Linked DNA regions of Homo sapiens: region 2 is linked to region 1. A link is a loop called in an ENCODE intact Hi-C map of the cell type or tissue named here. Cell type or tissue: adrenal gland. All regions are shown on one strand. Links, peaks and the distances in the headings refer to the core of each region. The heading gives the core; the rest is flanking DNA.

Region 1 (15,914 bases), core at 4,482-12,481:
CCTGGAAGATAGAGACCTTGTCTCAAAAAAAAAAAAAAAAAAGAAAGTACAGTCTCAAAAAAAAAAAAAAAAAATAGAAAGTACAGTTGTCCTTCCATACTTTCCATATACGCGGGGGATTGGTTCCAGAACTCCACAATTCCATACCAAAATCTGTGCATACTCAAGTCCTGCAGAACCTGCATATATGCCCTCTATGTGAGTGGGTTTCACATCCTGCAAATAATGTATTTTCATTCTGCGTTTGGTTGAAAAATATCCACGTAAAAGTGATCCCCACAGTTCAAACCTGTGTTGTTCGAGGGTCAATTATAAATGGATTTGGAAATAGTCAAGAGATAAAATTGATGGGTCTTGATGATTGATTGGGCATGAGAAATATGGGAGAGGGAAGAGTCCAAGATAACATCAGGACTCTGGCTTGAGCAACAGGAGAAAGGATGGAGCCATCCACTGAGAAAGAGACTATAGTTGGGGAGCAGGCTTGGGAATGGAAATGATGAGCTCTATTTAGGATGTCCGCATTCTAAAATGCTGCTAAGACTTCCATGTGGGGGCCAGCATGGCGGCTCATGCCTGTAATCCCAGCACTTTGGGAGGCCAAGGTAGGCAGATCGCTTCAGCTTAGAAGTTCAAGACCAGCCTGGGCAACATGGGGAAACACTGTCTCTACAAAAAAAAAAAAGAAAGAAAGAAAGAAAAAGAAAAATTAGCCTGCATGGTGGCTCATGTCTGTAGTCCCAGCTACTCTGGAAGCTGAGGTGGGAGGATCACCTGGACCTGGGAGGTTGAGGCTACAGTGAGCCATGATCATGCCACTGCATTCCAGTCTGGGTGACAGAGTGAGACCCTGCCTCAAAAAAAGAAAAAAAAAAGAAAGAAAGACTTCCATGTGGAGATAACAAGTAGACTATTTTTTTTAATTTCCCAAAGATTCTACAATGAACATATTAACAGAAAAATAGCCCACAAAGGATTCTAAGAAGTGTGGTGAAAAGATAGATGTCACCAAACCAAGGAAGACAGTTTCTTTTTTTTTTTTTTTTATTGACAGGGCCTCACTCTGTCACCCAGGCTGGAGTGCAGTGGCACAATCACGGCTCACTGCAGCCTCGGCCTCCCAGGCTCAGGTGATCCTCCCACCTCAGCCTTCTGAGTAGCTGGGACTATAGGCGCATGCCACCATGTCTGGCTAATTTTTTTCAGTTTGTTTTTTAGTAGAGATGGGGTTTTGCCATGTTGCCCAAGCTGGTCTTGAACTCCTGAACTCAAGCAATCCACCCACCTCAACCTCCCCAAGTGTTGGGATTGCAGGCATGAGCCACTCACCCAGCTAGAAGACACTTTCAAGAAGGCCATGGTCACTGGTATCAGCTACTTAGAGCTCAAGTCAGATAATGCTGGGAAAACAGCCTAAAATTGAGCAACAAGGTTGTTAGTGATCTTGGCTGGACCAGTGTCAGAGGAACATTGGGGCAGCAGCCAGATTTCAAGGAGAGTTTCAGGGTGGAGGGTAAGGAAGTGGTGGTGAGTGTGGACACCTGTTTCAATAAACTTAACTGTAACCAAAACAAGTCAGATAAAGAAGTGAATTAAAGGGGTGGGGAAGCTAGGAAGGGTAAGATTTTAAGGATAGAAGACACTTGGGCTTGTTTAAATGCTGATGGCAATGAATCAGCAGCAAGTGAAGCATCAAGAGAGAAAAGGAACTTGCAATGCAGCAATGTCAATGAGGCTGCAAGAGAGATTTAGAGCCTCAGAATTGGCTTTGTCAATGAGATGTCTCTTTCACTATGATGGAGGAGAAGGAGGAAATGATGAATTCCTCTGCAGGTAAGTTTGTGGCAAGAATTTGAGTGAGTTCCTGTCTAGTGGCTTCTAATTTTCTCTTATAAAGTAAAAGAAAAATTCCCCTGATTTAAAAAAAAAAGATATATGTGCCAACTTTACAATCACAAATTATCCCTGATTGTGGTTTCACTTAGGAGTAAAAACAAAACTTGTCATTTAATTGTTCTCTTTCCGTTCTTCAATAGGTAGGTGTTAACACCCAGCCATCAGCTGTGGTCCCAGGTGGTGTCTTAGCCAAGGTCCAGTGAGCAGTGTGGGAACCACACTGCTACTGCTGAATTCCTAGTGCCACCTGGATCACAGGTTTGATTGCTGTATGCTCAGTGAGCCTTCATTCATTGAAACATTGGGGAAGGACAGTGAGAGGAGGGTTTTCTGAAGCTCAAGGAGATCTGGTGGCCCTGGGACAGGATTATTGAAGTGAGTGCTGACCTCAGAGAAGCAGAGGCAAAGGAAAAGGGGAAAAGAACCTAAAGGTCGAAGTCCAGAGAGGGCCAGTGCAGTCTACTCTCAGATTCCCTTAGTCAATTTCCTGAAGCCTACACTGCAGGTTATCCAGAACCTGAAGATGCTAACTAGTTGCCTTGCTCTTTTCACTTAAAAAAAAAAAAAAAAAAGTGTAAGTTCTGTCTTTCATTGTCATTCTCAGCAATCTGCTTTCAAAACTAACCATATAATAAAGTGGTGGCCAAGCTATTTGCCAAAATGCCCCAACCACCAGATCTTTTTTTTTTTTTTTTTTTGAGGCGGAGTTTCGCTCTTGTTGCCTTGGCTGGAGTGCAATGGCGAAGTCTCAGCTCACTGCAACCTCAGCCTTCAGGGGTTCAAGTGATTCTCCTGCCTCAGCCTCCTGAGTAGCTGGGATTACAGGCGCCCGCCACCACGCCCAGATAAGTTTGTAATTTTAGTAGAGACAGGGTATCACCATGTTAGGCTGGTCTCAAACTCCTGCCCTCAGGTGATCCACCCGCCTCCGCCTCCCAAAGTGCTGGGATTACAGGCACGAGCCACCACGCACAGCCCCCAACCACCAGATCTTAAGGAGTAAACAGAGAAACTTCTCCTACTCCTGGCCTTCTGCCCCTACTCTGGGGATCAGGTTTTTGTGTCTCGCAAGGAGGGGGTGCCTTGGGTTCCCTCACCCCCTCCTATACTCACACACATATGGACACACACCCTCCCTAAGCTGCTGCAAAAAGGACAGGCTCAGACCCACCTTACTCAACGTTCTAGAGAAAAAGATTGCCTAAGCTTCCATAGTGACTCTTTCAAAATCAAATATAACGCTCTGATTTTGCCAGCCACTGAAATAAAAGTAGGAAAATAAAGTGGAGTGTGGGGGACAAAAAGGGGAGCCTTGCAGGGAGAGAAAGGAAAAACAAGAAACAGAATTAAGAGGAAGAGCCAGAAAATGAAAAGGTTTAACTGATCCATAAATTGAGAATTTAGTTAAAAGTATAAAGTTCTCTCTTCTCCACTCTTAATTGCCTGTGAAACATTTTACCACGTTCAGGAAGAATAAAATGTGATCTACTCCACCTATAGAAACATAGCTGTTGGAGAGTTTTTCCTTGTAAAAATAAATACACACAAATAGAAATCCAGGCCAAGCGCAGTGGTGCATGCCTGTAATCCCAGCACTTGGAAGGGTGAGGTGGGCGGATCACTTGAGGCCAGGAGATCGAGACCAGCCTGGCCAACATGGTGAAATCCCATCTCCACTAAAAATACAAAAATTAGCTGCACGTGGTGGTGCACACCTGTGATCCCAGCTACTAGGGAGGCTGAGGTAAGGGAATCGCTTGAACCTGGGAGGTGGAGGTTGCAGTGAGCCAAGATTGAGCCACTACACTTTAGCCTGGGAGACAGAGCAAGACTCTGTCTCAAAAAAAGTGAAATCCAGTGAGCCAAAGTAAACAGCTAGACACTCATGTCAAGCTGGAGGCAACTGTCCTTTTAGGGTTTCCAGCCCACACCCCTGATGGCGTAACTCCACTCCTCTTTGTGTTGGAATATTCATGTTTTCTTGCTGACTTTAGCCCAAGTCCTCTGATCTAAACACACAGCTATCTGAACCTTCCCCTTCTCCATTCTCTCCCTGCCCCAGCCTCCCACCCCCTCCCTAACCTATGAAATGAAAAGTAGATCCCTGCTTTTCCTGGCTGATTTCCTGGGGCACCTCAGGCAAGACAATTCTCTATTGACCTTGCGGCAGGGACTACAGCCCCAAACTTACATTTCTCAAGCAAATCAATGGAAACTTCTTTTTTTTTTTTTTTTTACTGGCAGGAGCAGCCACTGGTGCGAAGCATCTGCCTGGAGATCATCAGTCCCAGGGGCAATAGGGTAGGGGTGGTGCTGCTGAATCTAACGTCACTTGGAAAACAGGTTATTTTTCTGGGATGAATTTAAGAGATGTATTGAGTTAGAAGGGGAGGATTTTAACTTCATTTTGAAAAATGGTGGCTCCTGTTTGCTGCTACCCATAATGAAGCCCCGGAGCCCCAAGTTCAAAGGCTTTGACAGCAACTTAAGTGAAGGACCCTGGGGCTTCCTGAGGTTGTTGCTGGCAGCTGTAGGGAGAGCTGTCCAGGCCCTGCTTTATTGGAAAGCTCACACCAGCTGACTGCAAAGCCAGGAAATGGACCTCCAAGCAAAAGATGAGAGAGCATGGGATAGAGGAGCCTTTAGCCTTGGGTTTCAATGCCCTGGGGATTTGCTCCTGGATGATGGGAGCAAAGAGGAGGATAGAAATGGAGGGTTCTTAAGCACTCGGGAGACTGAGGCAGGAGAATTGCTTGAACTCAGGAGGCGAAGGTTGTGGTGAGCCGAGATCGCACCATTGCACTCCAGCCTGGGCAACAAGAGCGAAACTCCATCTCAAAAAAGAAAAAGAAAGAAAGAAAGAAATGGAGGGTTCCTAGAGTGGAGGAGACTCCCACGGTGGTGGCTATGATGTTTCCTTAAGTCAGCTCTACCTTAGGAGTCTGGTGAAGTTTAAATAGCACCATGAAAATGGGACTTTCAAAAGTACTGGCCTGATTTCTTCAATGAGTCAATAACATAGCATGGAGGAAAAGGGGAAGAAAAACTAGAGTCAAAACAATTAAATGCAATGTGTTGCCCCTGAGAAGATTCTGGTTTGAATAAACCAGTTATAAAAGACTTTCTGAGGGCAGTTGATATTTAGGAACTTTTTTTTTTTTTTTTTTTTTTGAGACAGGGTCTCGCTCTGTCGCTCAAGCTGGAGTGCAGTGGCACGATCATGGCTCACTGCAACTTCTGCCTCCCAGGTTCAAGTGATTCTCCTGCCTCAGCCACCAGAGTAGCTGGGACTACAGGCACGCGCCACAATGCCAGGCTAATTTTTGTATTTTTAAAGACAGGGTTTCACTGTTGTCCAGGTTAGTCTCGAACTCCTGAGCTCAAGTGATCCGCCTGCATTGGCCTCCCAAAGTGCTGGGATTACAGGCATGAGCCACTGCACCCAGCCAGGAACTATTACATTAATTAATTTACTTACTTATTTTCCTTTATGGGAACGAGGTCTCGCTCTGTCCCCCAGGCTGGAGTGCAGTGGTGTGATCATGGGTCACTGCAGCCTTGCAGTGAACTCCCAGGTTCAAGTGATCCTCCTGCTTCAGCCCCACAGGTAGCTGGGACTATAGGCGCTCACCACCACACCCAGCTAATTTTTTATTTTTTGTAGAGACAGGGTTTCGTCATGTTGCCCAGGCTAGGAACTATTATTTATTTTATTAGGTGTAATAATGTGTGATAATAATATAGAATACAGTATTATGGTTCTGTGGGGAGACATCCTTATTTTAGAGATGCATACATGAGTATTTAGGGGTAAAACATCATTATATCTGAAATCTACTTTTAAATATTTGGGCAAAAAGAACAGATGAAGTAAATATGGCAAGTGTTGCAATCAAGGGAAATCTGGATAAAGGGGTATTCATTATACTATTCTGTATACTTTCTGTTTATTTGAAAATGTGCAATCTTAAAAGTTACAAATAAACAAAAAAGTCAAGGACAATATAGGAAGATGGGGAAAGTTCCCATACAGGTCCCCGGGCAGATCCCCAACACCAATTTACAGGACTATGGGCCAGGCTCAGAGCCAAGAATGGAGGGATGAATAAAATCCAAGTTGTTTTGTTTTGTTTTTTGGAGACATGGTCTCACTGTCACCCATTGGATTGCAGTGGCATGATCATGGCTCACTGCAGCCTCAACCTCCTGGGCTCAAGCAATCCTCCTACCTCAGCCTCCCAAGTAGCTGGGACTAAAGGTGCACACCAGCATGCCCCACTGATTTTTTAACTTTTTTTTTGTAGAGATAAGGTCTCACTTTATTGCCCAGGCTGGTTTTGAATTCCTCGCCTCAAGCAATCCTCCTTCAGCATCCCAAAGTGCTGGTATTACAGGCATGAGCCACCTCCCCTGGCAAAATCCAGTTTTTTTTTCTTCAGGAGATAACAGTTTATTGTGAAGGGCAAGCAGAACACGTGGAAAAGGGGATACGGGAAAGAGAGTCATCAGAGGAGGTGGCAACCTAGCTTAATACACCCCTGGAGTGGCGTAAAATCTGAGAGGGGGAGAACAAGTTTTCTGAGGGTCTCTGTATAGGGGTCACTGGCCAACAAAACCTTTTCTTTTCTTTTCTTTTTTTTTTGAGATGGAGTCTCCCTCTGTTGCCCAGGCTGGAGTGCAGTGGTGCAATCTCAGCTCACTGCAAGCTGTGCCTCCCGGGTTCACGCCATTCTCCTGCCTCAGCCTCCCAAGTAGCTGGGACTACAGGCACCCACCACCTCGCCCGACTAATTTTTTGTATTTTTAGTAGAGACGGGGTTTCACAGTGTTAGCCAGGACAGTCTCGATCTCCTGACTTCATGGATCCACCCGCCTCGGCCTCCCAAAGTGCTGGGATTACAGGCGTGAGCCACCGCGCCTGGCCTCAACAAAGCCTTTTCTCAGAAAAGACAAAACTGGGTCACCACAAGGTGAAGATGGCCTTAACAGTGACAGAGAGACTGCTGGGCAGGCCCAAAGTTTAAGGCAGGGGCTGGTAGCCCTCCCCAGCCAATCTCTTCACCCATCCTGGTGCCCCACTTTCCTAACCCAAAGGCCCTGGCCTTGAGTTCCAGATCCCTGTTCTGCTTTCAGGAAAGAGCTCCACAGTAAATCTCTACCCCTGCTTGGGGCCCCAGGGTCCAGATATTTTTTCAAACAACACTTAATTCTCCTTAAATGCAACTAATCCACTTCCTATGAGTGCCTTGACCTAACAAGAGGCAGGCAAGACCAGTGAGGAACTAGAGACATTCAAGATCAGCAGGTTAAATATGTCCTCACAGTTCCCAGGCAGCGTTCCCCACAGCCCAGCTCATGATCCAGGACCCTACTGCTTCCAAAAGGAATAACAGAGACATCTGGAGATCATCTAATGCGCTTGGTTAAAGGAAAAAAGAGGCCATAAATTACTCAGAAGACCTTTCACAATGGCCTTAGAACAGTTGGAATACTGCCACAGAGAGGTTTGAAAGGAAACTTGGAGAACTTCTGGTCCAACCTTCCACCCAGCATGGAATCCCTTTTACTTCACAGTTTATGCCAAATTGATCCATCAGAGAGTGTGTTACTGTTTCTCCTAAGGAGAGGCCACACATGTGATTACAGTTAGTCTGCAAACTGAGACATTGGCACTGGAGACTGATGATCAAGAAAAAAGCAAAACAAAACAAAATGAACTTTGTTTCACACCCAGATCTTTCTTTGCTAAGGAAAATACTTTTCAAGTTTATTTTCCCAATGTTGGAATGTGAACTAAAGGGATCTGAAGCTTTTCTGGCTAGGGACAATCCTTCAACTTTAGGTAAAATGCAGCCACCTTAGATTGGGTTAGGTCCTAAAGGTAAAAAATGTGTATGCTCAATTTTAAGATCCCTTTAATTTCCCTAAAAGTAAGATATAGAGTCAGAGTTTCTTCCAGTATTTGAACCTAGTTCCATGTCCTGCTTGCCCTGTGTTGTTGTTGTTGTTGTTGTTGTTGTTGTTGTTGTTGTTGTTTTAGAGACAGAGTCTCACTCTGTCTCCCAGGCTGGAGTGCAGTGGCATGATCATAACTCACTACAGCCTCAAACTCCTGGACTCAAGCAACCCTCCTCCCTCAGCCTCCTAAGTAAGCTGGGACAACCAGCATGCACTACCATGCCCAGCTAATTTTTTAAAAAATTTTTTGTAGAAACTGGGTCTCACTATATTGCCCAGGCTGGTCTAGCACTCCTAGGCTCAAGTGATCCTCCCACCTCGGCTTCCCAAAGTGTTGGAATTACAGGCATGAGCCACCTTGCAGCCAATGTTGTATTTTTTAAAAAGAAGCAGGGCGTGGTGGCTCACACCTGTAATCTTGGCACTTTGGGAGGCTGAGTCAGGAAGATCGCATGAAACCAGGAATTCCAGACCAGCCTGAGCAACATAGCAAGACCTCCATCTCTACAAAACATAAAAAATAACCAGGCATGGTGGCATGCCCCTGTGGTCCCAGCAGCTCAGGAGGCTGAGGTGGAAGGATCACTTGAGCCCAGGAGGTTGAGGCTGCAGTAAGCCATGATTGTACCTTGCACTCCAGACTGGGCAAGAGAGTGAGACAAGAAAGAAAGAGAGAGGCTGGGTGCGGTGGCTTACCCCCTGTAATCCCACCACTTTGGGAGGCCGAGGCAGGCAGATCACCTGAGGTCAGGAGTTCGAGACCAGCCTGACCAACATGGAGAAACCCTGTCTCTACTAAAAACACAAAATTAGCCGGGTGTGGTGGTGGACGCCTGTAATCCTAGCTACTCGGGAGGCTGAGGCAGGAGAATCGCTTGAACCTAGGAGGTGGAGGTTGCAAGATTGTGGAGCCGAGATTGTGCCATTGCACTCCAGCCTGGGTAACGAGCAAAACTCTGTCTCAAAAAAAAAAAAAAAAAAAAAAGAAAGGAAGGAAGGAAGGGAGAGAAAGAGAGAGAGAGAGAGAAATTCATCTTGAAGCAATAGAGTCACACTCAGAGACAGGTACTTAGGTACTCTGAACCCATGGAATGGAGAGCCCATCCAGCAAAGGCAGGTGCCAGCCTCCTGGTGCATACCCTGGGGCATGAGCCTTGGAGAGCAATGGCAGACAGTACCACCTCACCAAGTTGCCTTTTTCCTCTCTCACTTATTCTAGTGCACATATATTTGGTTTTTCAAAAGCTAAATATGCCAATGATGTAATTCCAGACTGAAGTTTAAAGAGTTCCATTTTCATTAGTCCATTTTCTTGTTCTATTTTGTAAGGTCTCAGTAGGATTTGTACAATTGCATTATGATTGAGCATTACAAATAGAGTCTGCTTTCTAGGAGTGGACAGCAAGGTTGAAAGAGAAGAATCTAGGAGGTTAAACTGCCAAAGAACAATACAGAAAAATTTGCAAGCAAATACCATCGTGGTTTGTGATAAGAAGTGCTAAGGCTATTCCTAGAAGTGAAATCACTGCAAACTGGGGAGAACCTTGTGAGTGAATGGGCGGGAGGTGGGAGGTTAGGGCCTCAGATCAGACCAGCATGGCAGTGTTACGCTGCCACTTACTAGCTATGTGGCTTTCTAAGTCTCAGCTTCACTTCTCTTAAATGGAGATAATAATACTTACTTACCTCCTAAGGCTATTATGAAGGTTAAATAAGATAGTGTATGTAAGTGCCTGGCACATAGTGAGCACTCAGTAAATGCTGTCATTATTCTAAACAAGGCCTTAAAGCATGAGTCAAATTTAAACAAGCAGAGGGGTGGGGACAAGAAAGTAGAGACCAGGCTTTGTGGCCATCTGGAGTGAAGATAATGCGGAGGATGTAAAGCAGTGATGCACTGGCACGGGTTCTGATCCTGGTTCTCTTATTTCCTTGTGATCTGGGGCAAGTATGCTCTGTGCTTCAGTTACCTCATCTATTAAATGAAGATGACAATATGTAGTCAATTACCACATGGGATTAAATGAGATATTATATCTTAAATGTTCAGCACAATATCTTAAAACGCACACATAAGAAACTGGTGAGCCATGGGGGACTCTGGGGAAAAAGGTTAGGGAACAAGAATGGAAAGGAGACTTATTTTATGTACATCTCACTTCATGCCCTTTAATTTCTTTTAAATGTTTTACTGGGTTTCTTCAATTTCTTTCAAATGTTTTACCAATTCAAAAAAAATTTTTAATCTCAAAAAACATATGCCAAAAAAAAAAACACAAATAGAAATCCAAGCTGGACGCGGTGGCTCATGCCTGTAATCCCAGCACTTTGGGAGGCTGAGGCGGGTGGATCGCTCAAGGTCAGGAGTTTGAGACCAGCCTGGCCAACATGGTGAAACCCTGTCTCTACTAAAAATACAAAAAAATTAGCCAGGCATGGTGGTGGGGGCGCTGTAATCCCAGCTACTTGAGAGGCTGAGGCAGAAGAATTGCTTGAAACAGGGAGGCAGAGGTTGCAGTGAGCCGAGATGGCGCCACTGCACTCCAGCCTGAGAGACTGAGGGAGACTCCATCTCAAAAAAAAAAAAAAAAAAAAAGAGAGACATCAGTACAGAGCCTAGTACATATATGGCTACAGTATACTAATCTATCCCACATGGAATAAGACCACATTCTTTCTCACCCTGCTAAAAGAGTACAGAATAATTTATAATTTCAGTAGAAAGCCAAAATCTGCCAAAGCAATATTTTGAAAAATAAGATTTGCAAAGCAAATGCTGAAATCATGTTTAGCTTCTTAAGGAAACGAAGTTTTCAAATACTTAAAGTAGTTTTAGCAGCACCTATTTAGATAAGAACAATTAATTGTCCTCATTACAATTTTTTTCCTTAAGGCATTTGAGCAATCCCAGGAGGATTTCTACTTGTTTTCTCAGCTATTTAAGTATTAAGGAGTATGCTTTAAAATAATAAATTTATATTTACCTTTAAAATTATTGTCTAGTTTACATTTTAATTCAGATCAGATCTCTTTGAGACTATTCTGACTTACTGAGAGTTCATTGTAGTTGTATGCCTCAAAACAATTAACAAGTGTTTCTTCTCCCTACGTTGGACCTGAGCTTAGTTTGCTTTCCCTTCCTTCTTTCTTTTCTTCTTGTATATTCCTCCCCATTTCTTTCCCACACAAAATTTCCTATAAAAACACATTTGTGGATAAGCTTGCTATGTTCTTATCGGCAGCTCTGTGGTCTCCAAGCAAAGATGTCAATTCTAAAATGTTTCCCCAGAGACCCATGGATCAGAAGGTTGTTAAATCAGCCCTGAGGATCCCAGGCGCTGCCTTCCAGCCCTGGATCAGAGCCCTGTCCCTACTGGGTATTCACACTTACCTGGTTCCCCAGCACATACAACCTTTTGGAGGTCTGGGAGGGAATCACTGCCAGGAAGCAGCTGCAAGGACTCAGTTACTACAAGGCACCATAGCATATTGGGGAATCTTCCTACGTTCAACTGATATTTTACTTTTAAAAAATCTGATCATTTTACATTCTGTGTTAAATGATCATCAGCGGGCCTTGCCTTTTTTCATATAAACTCAACCTATGACTCTTTCCTCCTACTACAGGAAACCTATTGTGTGGCAAATATGCCAACACTGCTTCAATCTCAGAGTAAAATTACAAGAAAAAAAGAGGAAACACCCTAAGCCTAAACCACATGCTTGAGGTTTCATTTTAAAATAGGCAGATCCTATTCTAATTTTTCTCCAAGTCACGTGCAATATTTTTCTAGAAGTACATTTTGCTTTTTACTTTTCAGGTTGGAGATTGTTTTTCCATCTGGCTTTTCTGCTTTCAACTCAGTTACAAAACTGTAGTCAACATTTTCACAGGTTGTCAATGGAAACCTGATTATGGCTCCTCATCCAAGAAGAAAAAATAAAATTGAGTTGAATAGAGGACAAGATAGTACAGAAAATGCATTCAGATTTATCAGACTTTCCCAACTTCCTGCTGTTTGCTTTACAAAACAGAGCAAATCTCACATTCCTCCCGTTTAGTCCCAAAACACTTCTAGGGAAATTCTGTCACATGACAGCCAAGGATACCCAAATTTAGAGCCCTGCATGCTGAATGGGGACACATGATCACTTTAAAAAGAATGAGACTGGGAGCTATTATTTCTTCCAGATGGATATGAAGTCATTTTCAAAGAAATAAAGGCATTGATTTATTTGGGATCTTATCAACAGCAGTTCAAAGTGTGCAGTATCAAGGAGAAGGAAGAGGCTTAGTCTTCTAGGAAATGATGATGGACTCGGTATGGGAATTGAGACGATTTTCTACATAGCCGTGAATTAATGAAACTTAAGCTTAGGTGGGGGGCCTCACTTGCACAGGCCCCCGCTAGTGCTGGGGGTTAGTTGCTGGTAGGAAAGGGATAGCAGGTTACAATCAGGAACTGTTTCTCTGTAAGCATTTCTGGTAAAGTACTTAATCTCAGAAGAAAAGGATGTAGATCTCTGTGGCTCCAGTCATTTGTTGTGATTTATTTCCTCTTTCCATATATTTATTTTCATACCATCTTTTATGTTCAGAACTGTATGTTCTTTTCCTTAAAGAGAGCGCCTAAAATTGTATAAGCTTCAGGCCTCACATAAAATCTGGCTCCACCATTATTTAAGAATGAATAATTTTAATTTCAATTTATTGCCTACTCTCAGGTCCTCATTTCCTTAATTGGTGGCTCCCATATTACATTAAAACATTTCCTTCATTCAGCCAAGCTATGGATTGAACATTTAGAGGTGTGTGTGTGTGTGTATGTGTGTGTGTGTGTTGGCAGGGAATCAGTGATATTAGGGCTTTGAAGGGAGGGCTTTCTCTTTCTACTAGAAAATAGACTGTTATATTTTTTCCTTACTAAAACATTGACATGTCCTAAACTGGCAGTATGTTTGTGGTTCTTCAAAGTTATGGACACAGACCGATACTTCAAAGAAACCACCACCTCTACCCACCCTGTCCCAGGAATTTGCCAGACCAAGAGATGCTGTTAGAAAGAGCTTGTCACTGAATCTCCTCTAAGGATATAGTTGAGCACGTTACTCAACATTTCACCCTGTCTTTTTCCCAGGGGCTCTCCAAAGAATTTTTCTAGTCTTCGTTCCAGGAATGATTGTACTTCTTTTGGGCCACTGGCCTTTTAATCTTATCAACTATGTGAATTGTATAACCAGCCACAGTTCTCACTTTGAATTGTTTGTTAGTAAGCCCAAAGTTAAATCTGCAGCCAGGTCATGCCTAGTAATTATGGTGTGTTTTTGTAGTCACATTCCTGACTCCATTTTATTCCTTTATTTCTAATTATTATTCTTGATATGTTGTTACATTTTATATATCCTTTCCTGAGAGAGTAGGGATATGATTTAATAAACCATTCATAAAGGCTTTCTGGTTATAGTTTTATCATGGGTATCTGGATTTGTAGCAAAAAATCTTTGCATACCACACCAAAAAAAAAAAAAAGATTTTGAAAGAAGGTGACTGCCTGAGGTCAGGAGTTCGAGACCAGCTTGGCCAACATGGTGAAATCCCATCTCTACCAAAAATACAAACATTAGCCAGGCGTCGTGGCAGGTGCCTGTAAACCCAGCTACTCAGGAGCCTGAAAGCAGGAGAATCACTTGAACCTGGGAGGCAGAGGTTGCAGTGAGCTAAGATTGTGCCACTGCACTCCAGCCTGGGTGACAAAGTAAGACTTCGTCTCAGAAAAAAAAAATAAAGAAAGAAAGAAGGTGACTGTGACCTGATGTTATCTGCCTGTTCCTTCCCACTTGCCTTGTTCACACTCATACTTCTGCCTGCTCACTGGGAGTGTCAAGTGTGCCAGCATTTTGTCACTAACCTCAGAGAATATTAATGATGACAACTGCTTCTAACCCATCTTTGCCACACTCAGAATCTACGCTCCCTGTATCTCTCCCCACCCTCATTTCTAATAAAGCCCTGATGCTCTAAGGGCACCTGCAGGATCCCAGTTGCACGTAGGATATCAATCCCGTGTACCCAGGTTCAAGTGGATACAAATGAAGTTTCAGGGAAGGTTCTCAAGTCTGGAAGAGTGTGAAGGCACTCTGGCCCTACAAGTGGCATCTCAAGTAATTCAGACAGGAAAGAGATTCTGACCGTGGGAGGGGGAGGCTCAAACCCCCTGGATGTGCTTCAAGACTTGAGCTATGTTTGTGGGCACAGAAGACCTCCTGGAAGAAGCAGGCAAGGACAGACGTTAGGGTGGGGAAAGCAGTGGCCTAGCAGAGGAATGAGTCACTGGGTTAACCTGGGTCAAGCCAGTCTTCCTCTGGAGGGTCCAACCTCACTAGCCCCCATCTCAAACTTCTCCCTTAGTCAAGATTTCAGATTCAAGTCAGAGTGAGAACAGTCTCACCATGACCCCTGAATTTCTCGTTCTAATGTCCTTTTGCCCTGTGCCCCTATCACATAAGTGTTCAGCCCCCAAACGCCTTTCAGAGCATCCTGTACTCACTCCAGCTGCACTCTCCTAGAAGCCTTCTCATTGATACCGCTGATCCACTTTGTTTATTTCTTTTATTTATTTATTTATTTTGAGACGGAGTCTGGCTCTGTCGCCCAGGTTGGAGTGCAGTGGCGCGATCTCGGCTCACTGCAAGCTTCACCTCCCAGGTTCACGCCATTCTCCTGCCTCAGCCTCCCGAGTAGCTGGGACGACAGGCGTCCGCCACCATGCCTGGCTAATTTTTTGTATTTTTAGTAGAGATGGGGTTTCACCGTGTTAGCCAGGATGGTCTGGATCTCCTGACCTCGTGATCCACCCGCCTCAGCCTCCCAAAGTGCTGGGATTACAGGCGTGAGCCACCGCGCCCGGCCCTCTTTGTTTATTTCAATCAGCGTTCCCTTTCTCGGATTTTTTTCTCCTGTTTTCCAAAAGAGGAGGCAGGTTGGCTGTGGGTAAATTTGAGATTCTGCATAAACCAGAATGATCTAAGTGTTTTATTTCCACCCACAAATTGAGATTACTACTACTACATTATATCACCTAAGAAAGAAAAGTCAACATCCAAAAAAGTACTTTAAGGCTGGGCACAGTGGCTCATGCCTGTAATCTCAGCACTTTGGGAGGCTGAGGTAAGCGGATCACTGGAGGTCAGGAGTTTGAAACCAGCCTGGCCAACATGGTGAAACCCCGTCTGTGCTAAAAATACAAAAATTAGCTGGGCATGGTGGCGGGTGCTTGTAATCCCAGCTACTCGGGAGGCTGAGGCATGAGAATTGCTTGAACCTGAGAGGCGGAGAGGTTGCAGTGAGCTGAGATTGCACCACTGCACTCTAGCCTGGGCAATAGAGGGAGACTCAGTCTCAAAGAAAAAAAAAATACTTTTAAGACTCAGATGGAAGGAGATAGTGAACTGGCACATTAGAGATTAATACACTGAATCTGCCTGGTAGAATGTAAGCTCCATAGGGGTTGGGGGGTTTTCTATTTTATTAACTGCTATGTCCCCAAAAGCTGGCCCATCATAGGTGTTCAGTAAAGGTTTGTTGCTGTGTTAATTTTTGGTACAAATGGGTCTGTATTCATGATTTAAACTGAACGTCTTTGTCCTTTCAAGCTGCTATAACAAAATACTATAGATGGAGTCATTTATAAAAAACAGAAATTTATTTATCACAGTTCTGAAGGCTGTAGAGTCCAAAATCAAGGCACCAGCAGATTCAGTGTTTGGATGAGGGCGCCCTCTCATTCCGTCCTCACATGGAGAAAGGGTAAGGCAGTTAGCTCTCTGGTGCCCCTTTTATGAGGGCACTAATCCCATAAGGGCAGAGCCTTCATGACCTAATCACCTTCCAATCATCTTGTAGTACCATCTTCTTGGGAGTTAGGATTTCAGCATAGGAATTTGGCAGAAACACATTCAGATCATAGCACTGAACAAAGTCTCATGGTAGCTGAGGCTTTCTTTCTCCATCTCTCATGCCCCTAGAAGACACATCATGTTGGCTTGCAGTTTTTAGAGGA
Region 2 (15,914 bases), core at 3,530-11,529, 70 kb after region 1:
CAGGGCAGTTAGTGAATAGTGTAGAGGAAACTGGGGTTTCAGGTGCAGCTAGAGAGAGCAGGCTTTGCCCTGGCTTTCTGCCTGCCCAACAGCTGTGATTTAGCATCTGAATATAAAAACTGCCAGTATCCTCCTTAGCACACCACCACCACCTCCGCAGCCTGCCACCTTCTCACTCATAGTAATACACAAAGCTAGGATGTTCTCCAAGAGTTGACATTAACTCTTAACATCTGCCCAGCACTTTACAGTTTAGAAAGCCCTTTCCCATCTCTTCTCCCATTTGGCCCTCATACTATCCTTCTGCAGTAGTCAGGGACAGCTGTTGTTAGTCACATTTTACTGATTAGGAAAGTGAAATTCAGAATGATTATGTGATTTGCCAAAGGCTGCATAGTCAGGAAGTTACAGAGCTCAAATAGAGATGTTCTGACTCCGACTTAGTCATCTGCCCACCCCGTCACAGCCCAAATGCCCTCCATGTGGAATGAGGTTTTCCAAATAAAAGCATGATGTGTATGTTCTACATGTAAGATTATTTCAGCAAAATTGTAGAAATGTGAAATACTTCTTACCTCCCTCTCCAGGACCCGTTGCTTAATGTTCAAGTATGTATATGGGTCTCAGGAAAATGAGAGGACAGACCTGTCTTTCAGTTAGTTGTCTAAAAATATTTATTGTCATGCTTTAACCCTAAGCAGTAGTCATATCCTATTTAACCTGAGTGTTTGCCCTAATCTCTCATGTTTATTCAAACAAAAGGTATCCATATTTGACTTTATATAATGATTTTTTTTTTGAGATGGAGTTTCGCTCTTGTTGCTCAGGCTGGAGTGCAACAGTGTGATCATGGCTCACTGCAACCTATGCCTCTCTGGCTCAAGTGATTCTCCTGCCTCAGCCTCCCAAGTAGCTGAGACTACAGGTGCCCGCCACCACGCCCAGCTAATTTTTTTGTATTTTTAGTAGAGACTGGGTTTCACCATGTTGGCTAGGCCAGTCTCGAACTCCTGACCTCAGGTGATCCGACCGCCTCGGCCTCCCAAAGTGCTGGTATTACAGGCGTGAGCCACCGCGCCCGGCCTATATAATGATTCTTTTCCTCCCCTTCACATTCAAGAAAGGAATCTGACATGCTTATGAAAATTGAAAACAGAAAACAAGATCAGATAGAAAGCTTTGGAGAGCTGGGGTCAAACTGAGTGTGAATTCACTGTAAAAGGGAAGGATCGAAAGCCCTGTTTGCAGTAGAGAATCTTAATGGTGTGGACTGTGTTGGGCAAGCAGCTCTGGTTAAGGACACTAACGCTTGTGCAGAAGTTTTGTTTTCAGATTGGCAGAAATTAAAGATGTGGCCATGAAGGAAACAATCTTAGTCTCTGGGTCATCCACACTCATTAACTGTAAGTGATAGAAAGGGCCTGAGCTTCAGTGTCATACAAATGTGAATTAGAATCCTGGCTCTGACATTTACCCACTGTGTGACCTTGAGCAAGTTCCCTAGTGTCTCTGAGCTTTGATTTCATCTGTAAAATGGGACAGTAGTGCCACTTTCCAGATGGTCGAAGGGATTAAGTGACATGATTTAAGTAGAATGCCTGGCATGTAATGGGTGATTAATAATAAATGGCAGATATTATTTATTATCCTAAGCAATTAACAAGAATTATATGATGGCAATGTTTTCTAAACAATACCTTTACAGATTAATAATATCATTAAAATGACAAAAATCCATTGGTGATTCTTAGCCTGAACAATCTCTCTGTGTCCTCCATCAAGCTTAGTTATCAAGAACTTCAGTTATTTGCCCGCAAGCCTCTGTGTCTCCATGTGATAGGTCACCATAGGATTTAATGTCAGATTCAGGCTGCTTCAACGCTCAGTCCTATTTCACATTTACTTGAAATAGTGGTTTATCATTTTTTTGCTGTTTTTTTCTTTTTGAGACAGAGTCTCGCTCTGTCTCCCAGGCTGGAGTACAGTGGTGTGATCTTGGCTCACTGCAACCTCCACCTTCTGGGTGCAAGTGATTCTCCTGCCTCAGCCTCCCAAGTAGCTGGGATTATAGGCACCAGCTATCATGTCCAGCTAATTTTTGTATTTTTAGTAAAGATAGGGTTTCACCATGCTGGCCAGGCTGACCTCAAGTAATCCACCCGCTTCGGCCTCCCAAAGTGCTGGGATTACAGGCATGAGCCACCGTGCCTGGCCAAAACAGTGGTTTATCATCTTGATCCTGCCATTAACTAATTGTTTGAACCAGAAACTAATTGAAACCAAGTCCCAATGTCTTCAGTGAAACAAACTGCAGTGTGTGTGTGTGTGTGTGTGTGTGTGTGTGTGTGTGTGTGTGTGTAAAATAAAGGTCTGGGCCAGGCGCAGTGGCTCACGCCTGTAATCCCAGCACTTTGGGAGGCCAAGGCAGGCGGATTACCTGAGGTTGGGAGTTCAAGACCAGCCTGACCAACATGGAGAAACCCTGTCCCGACTAAAAATACAAAATTAGCCAGTCGTGGTGGCAGGCACCTGTAATCCCAGCTACTCAGGAGGCTGAGGCAGGAGAATTGCTTGAACCCGGGAGGCAGAGATTGCGGTGAGCCAAGATTGCACCATTGCACTCCAGCCTGAGCAACAAGAGTGAAACTCCGTCTCAGGGGAAAAAAAAAAGGTCTGACATTTAGGCTTTCATTATTATTTTGAGACTCCAAACCACAGATCCCCACTAAGTTATCCTAGTTTACTAGTCAGTCCATAAGTCTTCCATGATTAAACTTACTAGTAATGATAATCATAACAACAATAATAATATACCTTAAAAATTATAAAATATTTTTCCATGTCTAGCACTTTTACATATATTATCTTATTTAGATTTCATAACAACTTATTGAAAGAGATTGTATTTCCATTTTACAGATAAGGAAATGGAGGTTCAGGTGAGACAAGTAATCTGTCTATAGTTATAGAACTAATAAATGGTAGAGCCACCTGGTTTTCTATCTCCATGTCCAGAGATTCCTATCAAACCTATCATCATAAACAACAAAGAATTACCAATTGTCTAATACATTAAGGATAGTGTGCCTGGCTCTATTTGCCTAACTGGTTGCTTCCACCAAGGCCCAGCAGAACAAAAATCAGAGCCAGCAGCCACATACCCCCTTGATCCGAGCCTGGCCCCCTTGCACATATGTGATCCTGTGAAATTCACTAACACATAAAGCATCATGCCATCTGAAGGCACAAAATAGCTATTAATAATCCCCTGCATTGGTAAAGTCCCCTCCCTTCTGGAATGTTAGTTTTACAAAGATTATCATATAATTTCCTCCAGGGCAGTTTTAATGATGTGCCCTGTTTCCTTATGTGAGAAAGACTCAAGAAGAATTATTGAAACTCATTAGTTGCTTCCAAAAAGAGAAATATTTTGGTTGGCATAATGTCAACTGTTGATCCACAGGTTCAACCTGACTATTCTACTTAGAAAAAGCACAAATGAGTTTGGGTTTATTCAAGATCTGAAACCTTCTGGCCAAAGCTTAAAGGTACTTGTGTTCTTACCAGTGAAAATTCCAACCAACATGAAAAACACCTCACACAGAGGTCATCTTGTATTTCCTCAGAGATCCATGCCAGAATATGCTGAGGGCTTTCAGGGTCATGCCATGGTAGCTCCTTCCACCCATGATCTCCATATTTCTAATTAATTTTTTCCCACTTTTTGGTCTTTTTACCCAAACTAGAAAGTTTCTCCAAGAGGGAGCATGTGTTGGTGTCCAAAGTGTTTCTGCTGGAGAATGGCAGTGACAGGGCAAAGTGGGCACAATGCTATGATGAAGTTTGAGTTGACTTTACCCTCATCTTCTTCCCTCACAAACCAAACCCTGGAAACCATGCAGAAAAGCCTCTCCTGAGGCTTGGCTACAGGAGAGGCAAAAGTAGAGGGAGCAGCAAGGCAGTTGCCTCCTTCCAAGATTACACCCAGGCTAATCTGAGGCTACCATACCCTCTGCTATGTCTACTCCCAATATATCTGTGAAATTTATTGGAAAATTTCAATGCACTATTAAAAACGTCATGAGTGTAGTCAGTAAAATAAGCTTTTAACAACATAGGAAATTGTTTAGGCCATGGTGGTAATTGACAAAACAAATAAAAAATTATATGCATCTAAAAGATATTAGAAATACACCAAAATAGCTGTGTGTAGTGGCTCATGCTTGTAGTTCCAGCAATTTAGGAGGCCAAGGCAAGAGGATTGCTTGAGGCCAGGAGTTTGACACCAGCTTGGGCAACATAGGGAGACCTCATCTCTACAAAAATTTTTTTTAATTAGCTGGGCGTAATGGCACACACCTGTAGTCCCAGCTACTTAGGAGGCTGAGGCCGGAGGATCACTTGAGCTTAAGAGTTTGAGGCTGCAGTGAGCTATGATAGAGCCACTGCATGACAGAGAGACTGTGTTTCTTTATATATATAATATTTATATACAATAAATATATAATATATACATTTATAATATATAAGGAATATATAATTATATAAATCATAATTTAATTATATAATTTAATTATATAATTATATAATTATATTATATAGTATATATTATATATAATATATACTATATAATATAATTATTATATATATTATATATCCTATATTATATTATATAGTATATATTATATATATTATATTATATATTATATGTAATATATTATATAATATATAATATTATATATCATGTATCATATATTATATATATTATATCATATATAATATATAAAATATATATATTATATATGATATATGATATATCATATATATTATATATGATATATGATATATCATATATCATATATAAAATATAATATATAATATATAATATATATAATATATAATATATGATATCATATATTATATATTATATATCGTATATTATATATTTGATATATCATATATCATATATTATATATCATAGTATATTATATCATATATTATATATTATATAGTATATCATATATTATATATTATATATAGTATATATGATATATAATATATAGTATATAATATATAATGTATATATTGTATAATATATAATATATAATGTATATATTGTATAATATATAATATATATTATATATGATATATATTAAATATATAAATAATATATAATATAATATATATCATATATCATATATCATATAATATATATAATATATAATATAATATATAATAATTGTATAATTTAATTATATAATTATAATATATAAGGAAGATGTACAATTTACATATATATAAATTAACACTTCTAGGTCATAAGAGTGTGACTACAGTGAACAACTGCTATTTCCTGCCCTGTTTGTTGCAAAGATTAATTGGGATATAAAGTGTCTGGTATAGTGAGTTTCTGTCACATAGCTGGCACACAAAAAGGGGTAGCACTTAGGATAATACTTGTTATCCAGGCATTGAAAATTTGTCTCTGATTAGAGAAAACAGCTTAACATATTCCTACTTGGAAAAAAAATTCACTTTTTATTGAAATCAGAATCACAGTCTAAGTGGTTTACACTGATTTTCTGCATTTGGGTTGGACCATTTAGTCCATCTGTAGCTAGATGCTCCAGGGGTTTAAAGACATATTCAGTTTCCTTTCTACCTCCTGCCATGACATCTAACACACAAGACAGATGATTCATTCTTCATTTATTTTTCTGTCTTTATAAAGTTAGAAAAAGGTAGCAAGTATATGAAAAAAAATTCATGAGAATGATGTTAAGAGGTAAGAAGGTGGGCAAAAGAAGGGAAGGTGTAATGGCATGTCTGGGCATTGGTGACCCTCTCCTACAGCTCCACAAGGCAGAACGAGAACTGGACACAAGGAGAAGTTCAACACCTGGCAGCTTGTTTAGTTTTTCTCTTTTCTTACACAATAGAGTATGGGCTTCCTTTAATGTCACTGGGAAATTTTCTATGTGACCCCTGAGGGTCAGTACCTAAATCAATCAATCCTGGGAAAATATCTAGTTTTATGCTCTGGCCCCTGGTACCTGAAAGCAAGTTTTCAGAATCTGGTTGATCCTTCGCCTCTTCTCATTATCTGCACACAGAAATCAGATTAAGGAAGCGGATACTCTTTATTCTAATTTGAGGTTTCTTACCTATGACTGTCTTGGCAGATGTGAGAAGAGGATGCATATATTTGGAAGAGACAAAAACTTTATTTCAGCATATCAAGATATTTAAGTAAGGTATTTGTTCCAGAATTTTTTTCTCTCTACACTCTTCACTTAACAACTCTCCCTGATTGCATTAGAAAGACAAACAACAAAAACCCACTGACTAGCAGAGAATGAAGGTGCCAAACTCTTGGACTCTCAAATTCAAAAGCCTTAGTAGTAAGACAGAAAGATTTGGGGAGATACTTGCTGACCCATCTTAATTGCCCCTCCCACTAATATCAACCCCCCTACCCCACCCCCACCCCTAGGCTAGATAAAGACTTTCCAAGTTGGGGAGCGCAAAAGTAGAGAAATGAGTGTTAAGCAAAATAACTTCAGGTAATAAAGATCTAAGAAAAGGTCCTCCACCATGCCCCTTACTTGGGGTTAGCTCCAAGTTGGGGAGACATGGTGGAGGCTCATGACAATGTTGGGAATCTATTAACATCTGGAATCCTGGGAGGCAGCAGCCTAGCAGATGTTTCCTAGACCACAATGTTGTCACAGAATTAAGGTAAAGATGACCACATATAGTGCCCTAGGTAGGGAAAGTCTGAGGCAGTCCCTCTGAATCTTTTGCAGCCCCGAGAGTGGCACAGAAAAGCTAACGGGCCCCCAAGAAAGACACATAATTTAGCTGACAAAGGGTCCAAGGGGACTTACAGTCATGACCATGAGACACAAAAGTGGAAAGTAGCATGGAATGTACATCCAGAGCTCAGGTGGGGACAAGGACATACCTGCAGGTGCCTAATGTGGGGGTGATGACATCCAAGAACCACAAAGGACACAACTAGAGTGAAAGCCCAGGAGTTTGAGATCAGTCTGGGCAATAAAGTGAGACCCTGTATCTACAAAAAATCAAAAAAATTAGCCACACATGGTGGTGTGTGCCTATAGTCCCAGCTCCTTAGGAGGCTGAGGTGGAAAAGTCGCTTGAGCCCAGGAGTTTGAGGCTGCAGTGAGCTATGATCCCATCACTGCACTCCAGCCTGGGCAATAAAGCCAGACCCTGTCTCAAAGAAAAAAAAAAGGAGAGGAGAGAACAGGGGAGGGGAGGACAGAGGAGGGAAGGGGAGGGGAGGGGAGGGGAGGGGGAAGAAATTACTTAAGAATATACAGCTTATCCGCAATGATTAACCCAGGCTTTGATCACAGATCTGTCCATACATTTCTTACCATATCCCACTGTCAAGTCTTGCCATTCTATCTCCCTGGCATTATTCAGAACACCCTCTTCCTTCTCTTCCAAAATAAGGAGCTATTCTAGTTCAAGCTCTCTTCCAGTTTCTTGTTCCCCCAATTCATCCTTCACAGTATTAATATAATTTGCTTTCTGAATCACAAATCTGTTCTCAACAGTATCCTGCTTTAAAAATTCTAATATCTCCCTACAAAATAAAGTGTAAATCCCCTGTGTAGCATGGCTTTTAAGGAAGGCCTCCACCTTCTCGTCTCAATTTATTTCTCACCCCGCACTCCCTGATCTACTCTCACCAGACCTCTTGGTAATACCTTGTCCTTTCGCATTCCCACTGCTTCCTCTTGCTGTTCCCTCTGCCAAGAACTGCTTCCCTCCATTATCTCCCTTAGTGAGTTCCTACTCATCTTTCATGAACTTGCTTCAATGTCACACTTCCTCTAGAAAGCATCTCCAGTCTCTCCAGGGAAAATTAATTGTCTCTTTTCTGAATTAACATAGCACTTTGTTCAAATGACTAATACAGCATCCATGACATTGTATATGTTGGGAGAGACTAACTTAAAGAGCAAAGAATTTTTTCAGTCTGCCATTTTATCTGGGTTCCCCCATTCCCTTTTTGCTCTGTGGTCTAGAAATCTCTTCCTCAATTCCTTTTCTTTCTTTTCTTTTTCTTTCTTTCTTTTTTTGAGATGGAGTCTCGTTCTGTCACCAGGCTGGCGTGCAGTGGCGCAATCTCAGCTTACTGCAACCTCTGCCTCCTGGGTTCAAGCAATTCTCCTGCCTTAGCCTCCTGAGTAGCTGGGACTACTGGTGTGCGCCACCACGCCCAGCAAAGTTTTTGTATTTTTAGTAGAGACCGGGCTTCACCATGTTGGCCAGGATGGTCTCAATCTCCTGACCTTGTGATCCTAATGCCTCGGCCTCCCAAAGTGCTGGGATTACAGGCATGAGCCACCACGCCCGGCCCATCAATTCCTTTTCTACAGTGAATGATCATCTGGAATCATTTGCATTTTTGGCTGTGAGTTTCTCATGGCCTAGAGCAGACTTCTGAGAGGAAGTAACTACTTAGATGAATATTTTTACACGGTGAGCAAGTTAGGCAAAGCAAATGAAGAAGGCAATGACCGGCCAAGGAAACAGAATAAGCTGTCTCTTCTTGGCATGGAAGGAGGGAACAGTATGTTGGATGCTGGCCCAGGAACCATTAGCAAATAGGTAATATGAGAGCCTGGAGTTGGAGGCCATGTTAGGAGACAAGACCAGAGAAGTAGGTAGAGGTCACGTAATGAGGGACTTCTATGACATACAAGAGGGATTTGGGTAATGGGAAGGGATTGACGGAGTTTTAAGGAGAGTGAGATGGTCAGATTTTCAGCACGGTACATGATAAAGATTAGAATTTTATTCTGGTTGCTTATTACTCCTAACAAAACAGTGACTTAAAACAAACATTTTATTATACCATACAAATTTTTGAGTCAGCAGTTTGGAAAGAATTCAGTTAGGCAGTTCTTCTGCTCTATGTGGCATTGACTGGGATCAGTTAGTATTATTCATCTCGTGGCTGGTCTGGTATGGAGGTTCCAAGATGGCTTTACTCACATGCCAAGTTCCTGGGCAGGGTCACTAGGAAGACTGGGATCAGCCGGGCCACTCCCCCTCTCCCTGTAGTCTCAGCTCTCTCCAGATGGTGTAATAAGGTAGATGGACTTTGTACACAGTGACTCAGGACTTCCACAGACCAAGGTGAAAGCTCCTCTTAAAAGCCAGACCCTGAACAAGCCTGCCTAAATTCAAGATGAAGGGAAATAGCCCTCAAATCTCTCCATAGAAGAGTATTGAAGAATTTGTGGCCATTTTAAATCCACTACAAGGTATAAAAATGTAGAACTGAAAGTAGAGAGAGGCAACTGACTTCTTATAATGCCCAGTTTCTGAAGTATTTATGTATGAGTACTTCCAGAATATTCTCTTAACATCTTCCTCATAGCACTGTAACATGGCTATGATTTTTGTATGATTGTTGGTTTATGTATTAGACTTTTGAGCTCCTCAATGAGGACAACACGTGTGTCTTCCTTAGATTAATATCTCAGTGCCTGGAACATAGTTGATGCTCAAAACTTATTGAATAAATAAATTGAATACATTAGAATGGTGGGATCCCGTCTTCACAACACCAGAGCAGCGTTCTGCTTGATATAATTTCCTTCTCCAGATTCGTATCTTCTTATGAACGTAAGAGAAGCTTGATTTAAATGTGTAGAAATAGTATCCATTATAAATATTTATGTGAATAGCTTTTAACTTTTCCCTGTTGTATTAGTTCTCCACTACATAACAAATTATCACATACTTGGCAGCTTAAAACAACACACATTTATTATCTCAGTTTCTGTGGTCAGGAGTCTAGGCACAGTTTAGCTGGGTTCTCTGCTTCAGTTCTCATGAGGCTGCAAACAAGTTGTTAGCTGAGGATGCTGTCTCATCTGAGGCTTGACTGGGGAAGGATCTGCTTTTGTTGGCAAAATTCAGTTCCTTGAGGTTGTAGGACTGAGAGATTTGGTTTCTTTCTCTCTTTTTTTTTTTTTTTTGAGATGGAGTCTCGCTCTGCCACCCAGGCTGGAGTGCAGTGGCGTGATCTCAGCTCACTGCAACCTCTGCCTCCTGGGTTCAAGAAATTCTCTCCCTCAGCCTCCTGGGTAGCTGGGATTACAGGTGCCTGCCACCACACCCAGCTAATTTTTGTATTTTTAGTAGAGATGGGGTTTCACCATCTTGGCCAGGCTGGTCTTGAACTCCTGACCTTGTGATCCACCCACCTTGGCCTCCCAAAGTGCTGGGATTAAAGGCATGAGCCACTGTGCCTGGCCGGGAGATTCAGTTTCAAAGCTAGCTGTTGGCAGAGTCTGCCCTCAGTTCCTTAACATGTGGGTCTTTCCATATCAAAGCTCAAACATGGCAGGCAGCTTGATTTTTCAGAGCCACAAGAGAGAGAGAGACACTAGCAAGATGGGCACTATCTTATATAACTCAATGACATACATGCCTTCACACTCAAGAGGAGGAAATCACACAAGGAATACCAAGAAGCAGGAGGTCATAGCATTTCTCCTAAGAGTCTATCTGTCATATATCCTTACATCCAAATAATGACTCTCATAATTTGATATATCACCAGATAAGCTTTGTTTCCAGTTTCATTTGACCCTGACATTAAATTTCATTTATTTATTTGTTAATTATGGAAGATGGCCATTCCGTAAATCCTGTGAAAAATCAGAGGGGACAATTATCAGAAAATTCCAGCCCTCTCAGGAAGTATATCCATTTCATTTTTACTTTACAGTAGGGACTGCCTTCCTCTCTTAAGGAGACAGATACACATTTGCCTAAACCATTATTTAATACAATTAGTACTAGATCTTTCTTCAGATCCTATGTAGGGGGCTGGGAATTCTTAGCTATACAAGCTCACACAATATATTTTTTAAAATTCATGTTGATACTTTTTCATCTATTTGGTTTTAGCACAAGTATCAGACTGGCAGCCAAGGAACCTATTTTGTAACTGCAGAATATTCTTTCCAGGAAGACTGGTGAAAGGAGAATCAACGAAGGAAAGCCCTTGCTTCTCAAACTCCCCCTGATAATATTCTGAAGCAAGTATAGTCCATTCCAAAGCTACAGTCCCAATACCTGACTTCCTTATCCTATGTATGTGTCTAGGAATAGGATGCACCTAACTGCTGCTCACATGTCTTGCACTGGCCTTTCCTTCTCTGAAGCCAAGCTTCCCTCTCAAAGAGTAACTCAAAATCATTGACCAGCCCATGGCTATTTGACCAGGGTTATCCCTGGAAGTCCACAGTATGGAGATCTCTGAGCTAGATCCCTTCCTCTGTGTTTACCTTTACAGAGCAGTGCTTATTTCTTTCTTTTTTTTTTTTGAGACAGAGTCTTGCTCTATCACCCAGGCTGGAGTGCAGTGGTGCAATCTCGGCTCACTGCAAGCTCCACCTCCCGGGTTCACACCATTCTCCTGCTTCAGCCTCCCAAGTAGCTGGGACTACAGGCGCCCACCACCACGCCCAGCTAATTTTTTGTATTTTTTAGTAGAGATGGGGTTTCACCGTGTTAGCCAGGATGGTCTCGATCTCCTGACCTTGTGATCCGCCCGTCTCGGCCTCCCAAAGTGCTGGGATTACAGGCGTGAGCCACTACGCCCGGCCACAGAGCAGTACTTATTTCATTTTAAACTCTCTTGGTTTAGTATATTCATTAAAATAAAATAAGTAAATATATTACGTTGGTGTAAAATTGTGGTTTTCACCATTAAAAGTAATGGCAGAAATTACTTTTGCACCAACCTAATATTAAGCCTAAGAAGTTTCAGATTCTTTTGTAGTTTATAAGCCTGATGATTGGGTTTTCATGTGCATGTGTGAGATGTGCCTCCCGCAAACCTTGTTACGACGTTGGCACATTACCCATCTGATGTGAAAAAATTTTTCTGTACACTTTTCAAGTTTAAAAAGACAGCATAAAACTATTGTAATGCCCAACCTTGTTTTTACTAACCCTGTTTTTAGGCTTGTTTCCACCTGAATTGACTCTCCCTTAGCTAAGAGAGCCAGACAGACTCCATCTTGACTCTTTCACTGGCAGCCCCTTCCTCAAGGACTTAACTTGTGCAAGCTGACTCCCAGCACATCCAAGAATGCAATTAACTGATAAGATACTGTGGCAAGCTATATCCGCAATTCCCAGGAATTCGTCTGATTGATAACACCCAAAGCCCTGAGTCTATCATCTTGTAATAGTCTTAAAGCCCCTGCACCTGGAACTGTTTACTTTCCTGTAACCATTTATCCTTTTAACTTTTTGCCTACTTTATTTCTGTAAAATTGTTTTAACTAGACCCCCCTCCCCTTTCTAAACCAAAGTATAAAAGAAAATCTAGCCCCTTCTTCGGGGCAGAGAGAATTGTGAGCGTTAGCTATCTCTCGGTCGCTGGCTAATAAAGGACTCTTAATTCGTCTCAAAGTGTGTCGTTTTCTCTAACTCGCTTGGGTACAACGCTATGACATTAGAATAGTGGTCAGTTATGACCTTCCAATAACTGGATGGGAGGAGGGCCCTTTTGGGGTACTGGTCATTTTCTGTTTCTTTTTTTTTTTAAGACAGAGTCTCACTTTGTCACCAGGCTGGAGTGCAGTGGCGTGATCTCAGCTCACTGCAACCTCTGCCTCCCGGGTTCAAGCGATTCTCATATCTCAACCTCCCGAGTGGCTGAGACTACAGGCGTGTGCCACCACGCCTGGCTAATTTTTGTATTTTTAGTAGAGACTGGGTTTCACCACGTTGGCCAGGATAGTCTCAAACTTTTGACCTTGTGACCTACCCGCTTTAGCCTCTGGCCTCCCAAAGTGCTGGGATTACAGGTATGAGCCACCGCACCCAGACTATTTTCTATTTCTTTCTTTTTTTTTTCTTTTTGAGACCAAGTCTTGCTCTGTCACCCAGGCTGGAGTGTAGTGGCTCACTATACAACCTTGGCTCACTACAATCTTGGCTCACTACAACCTCCGCCTCCTAGGTTCAAGCCATTCTCCTGCCTCAGCCTCCCCAGTAGCTGGGATTACAGGAATGCACCACCAAGCCCAGCTAATTTTTGTATTTTTAGTAGAGATGAGGTTTCACCACGTTGGCCAGGCTGGTCTCGAACTCCTGACCTCGTGATCTGCCCGCCTTGGCCTCCGGAAGTGCTGGGATTACTGGTGTGAGCCACCGTGCCAGGCCTTCTGTTTCTTGATATAGATGATAAACATGAATGTGTTCATTTTGTCAAAAATTTTCAGGCTGTACTCTTATGGTATGTTGATTTTTCTGAATATACATTCTTCAAAACATTTTTTGAAATAGCAGTCATAATGGTTTTGAGTTTTGTTGCTATGAAATGAATTTCTCTTGTCTTCTAGTTTGGAAATTTAAGTTCATTTTTCATTCTCACCTCATTTTGTTAAGTGAATTTCAATGTAGCTTAACATTCTTCATTTTTAGACATTTAATTATTTTTAATTTTGGTGAATTAGGTGCTATCAGGTTACAAAGGTTTTAACACAGGCAGAGAGGCTGTCCTCAACTCACCACTGAGTTAATATCTAATTTTTAAACATTTCAAAGTCATTTAGTGTTAATAATGAAAAATATAAAACTAGGGGACTAGACTTAAAGTAGTACCAAGAACAGAGGAGGAGAAATTAACCTTTTAAAAGTAAAGGGGCCTTTCTTCCTCTGAGTGGGGAAAAGAGAAAGAGGATAAATATCTATTTGCTTCCTAAGTTGGAGAAAAGTCAAGGATGCTCACAAATGATGGTCTTGATTTTAAGGGAGTAAAACAAGGTTCTGTACTAAGAATAAATGTTACGGTGGGGCTGATAGCTCAAGGAAAAAGGAAATAGTTAGGAAATAGCCTGATAAGGTAAACATAGCTGAAGGTCAAGGGAACTGAAGAGAATAGTGCAGTTAAAATGGTTGATAAAAGGGTTCTTGGGGGGCGGTGGCTCACCCCTGTAATCCCATCACTTTTAGGAGTTGAGATCAGCCTGGCCAACTTGGTGAAACCCCGTCTGTACTAAAAGTACAAAAAATTAGCCAGGCATGGTGGTGAGCACCTGTAATCTCAGCTACTTGGGAGGCTGAGGCAGGAGAATCACTTGAACCAGGGAGGCGGAGGTTGCGGTGAGCCAAGATCGTGCCATTGCACCCCAGCCTGGACAACAACAGCAAAACTCCGTCTCAAAAAAAAAAAGGGGGTTCTTACTGGTAAGTAAGATAAAAAATGATAGGAAACAGCTGATAAACTATGAGAAGAAAGACTGGCTGTCAGGCTGTCACATTGAGGACAAATTACAGATTCAATGGGAATGACCACAGAATAGAGATAGATGGGGGTAGGTGGCTGTAGGTACAGAGAGGGAAACTCACAATCCAGCATTTTGGAGGGGAAGTAATTTCATTGATGACTAGGTTGAAGGTGTGGCTCCATCTGTGGGTTGCTGATACAGAGTGAAGTTGAAGATGATTGGAAAAGAAAACGATGAGAAATTGTGAGGTCAGAGTGCTAATGAGTCATGAACATGGATGCTGAAATCATTAAGGTGATACAGAACATGAGGATAATTCCAGGGCTGACACAGAATTTCAGAAACATAACTGGGCACAGACAAGGAAGTAAAGGGATATCCTAGTCAGCACCAGATTTAGGGAATTAGAAATGCAGGCAAAGTTTGTCTTTGACATTTATCACCTTTGTTCCATGGCACAATTTCCTAAGCTTTGCTCACTTACTCCCAAGTAATTGTAATTTTGGTGCCTTCATGTTACTTTCTCACTGTACAGTTTCCTCAATCTCTTTTTTTTTTTTTTTTTTTTTTTGAGAAGGAGTTTTGCTCTGTCACCCAGGCTGGAGTGCAGTGGCAGGATCTCAGCTCACTGCAACCTCTGCCTCCTGGGTTCAAGTGATTCTCGTGCCTCAGCCTCCCAAGTAACTGGGATTACAGGCACCCACCACCATGCCTGGCTAATCTTTGTATTTTTAATAGAGTTGGGGTTTCACCAGGCTGGTCTTGAATTCCTGGCCTCAAGTGATCCGCCTGCCTCAGCCTCCCAAAATGCTGGGATTACAGGTGTGAGCCACTGCACCCGGCCTGCTCTTGACATATCTAAAATCTCAAATGGTCACAGGACACAAATGGAGAGTTCTCCATTAATATACTACTTTCCCCTACTTACCTTTGCATTTTGACAAGGCTTTCTAGTAACAAATCCTTAATCTGAAATTCGTAATTTCAAGGCCAATACTCTACAGAGGTATCTGCAAAGTCATGTAATTCCAGCACAGCAGAGGTCTTCCGTCCTGTTGCTCTGAAAAATACTTCTCCAATATTGATTCATCCTTTTGGCCTCAGACTTTAACTACTCCCATAAAATGTGAGTTTCTTGGGAGCAGGACCTGAGCTGAGCCAATAAAAAGACACCCATAAAAGCACTAACTCAGTCATTTGTTTTCCTAATGGTGCCAAGGCAGGCTGGTGTGTTGTGACATATCAATCCACTTCTGTGTACCTGCCCTTCCCCGTCCAGCAAAATATCATCATTTTTAATATATGTTGTGATACTAAAATATTTCAGAAGTGTTGACCGAGTAGACATTCAATAATGATTATAGCTGATACTTACAGAGCACCTACTATGTGCCAAACACTGTATGTATTTTAACTCATTTAATCCTTGCAACAATCCTGTTAGGTTGGTATTGTTATTCTCATTTTGCAGATGAAGAAATTTGAAAAGACTTGCCCAAGGTCACAGAGATGAGAAATAGAGGCATCAGCATTTAAACCTAGGCAATCTAGAACCAGAGGGTACATTTAACCACTATACATCTCCCCTAAATACATCTTTGCATCACACCTGTT

Evidence for each region. Peaks named below come from ENCODE experiments on the same cell type or tissue, not always from the same donor. Only the 100,000 strongest peaks of a DNase experiment are listed, where the experiment ranks them.
Region 2: it touches region 1 in a loop (2.0-fold over the local background); 19 of 110 quality-filtered maps call a loop at or near these places.

What each region holds. Positions count from the first base shown.
Region 1 is chr5:56,066,997-56,082,910 of GRCh38, reverse strand. LOC105378976 (a long non-coding RNA gene) reads right to left here. Exons shown (of 2, transcript XR_007058777.1): 2 at 15,539-15,896. Among named protein-coding and RNA genes, the nearest start is that of IL6ST-DT, 80 kb to the right of the region's middle. RefSeq lists enhancers at 1-81, 2,545-3,309, 4,619-4,698, 8,442-8,943. In adrenal gland, for the core only: no CTCF peak of the experiment used is centred there; no DNase peak of the experiment used is centred there; H3K4me3 peaks cover 661 bases; H3K27ac peaks cover 1,802 bases.
Region 2 is chr5:55,996,535-56,012,448 of GRCh38, reverse strand. It overlaps IL6ST-DT (IL6ST divergent transcript), which reads right to left. Exons shown (of 2, transcript NR_102755.1): 2 at 8,800-10,700. LOC124901197 (small nucleolar RNA U13) reads left to right here and starts at 11,828; the gene lies at 11,828-11,931. RefSeq lists enhancers at 115-244, 395-464, 8,994-9,288. In adrenal gland, for the core only: no CTCF peak of the experiment used is centred there; no DNase peak of the experiment used is centred there; H3K27ac peaks cover 702 bases.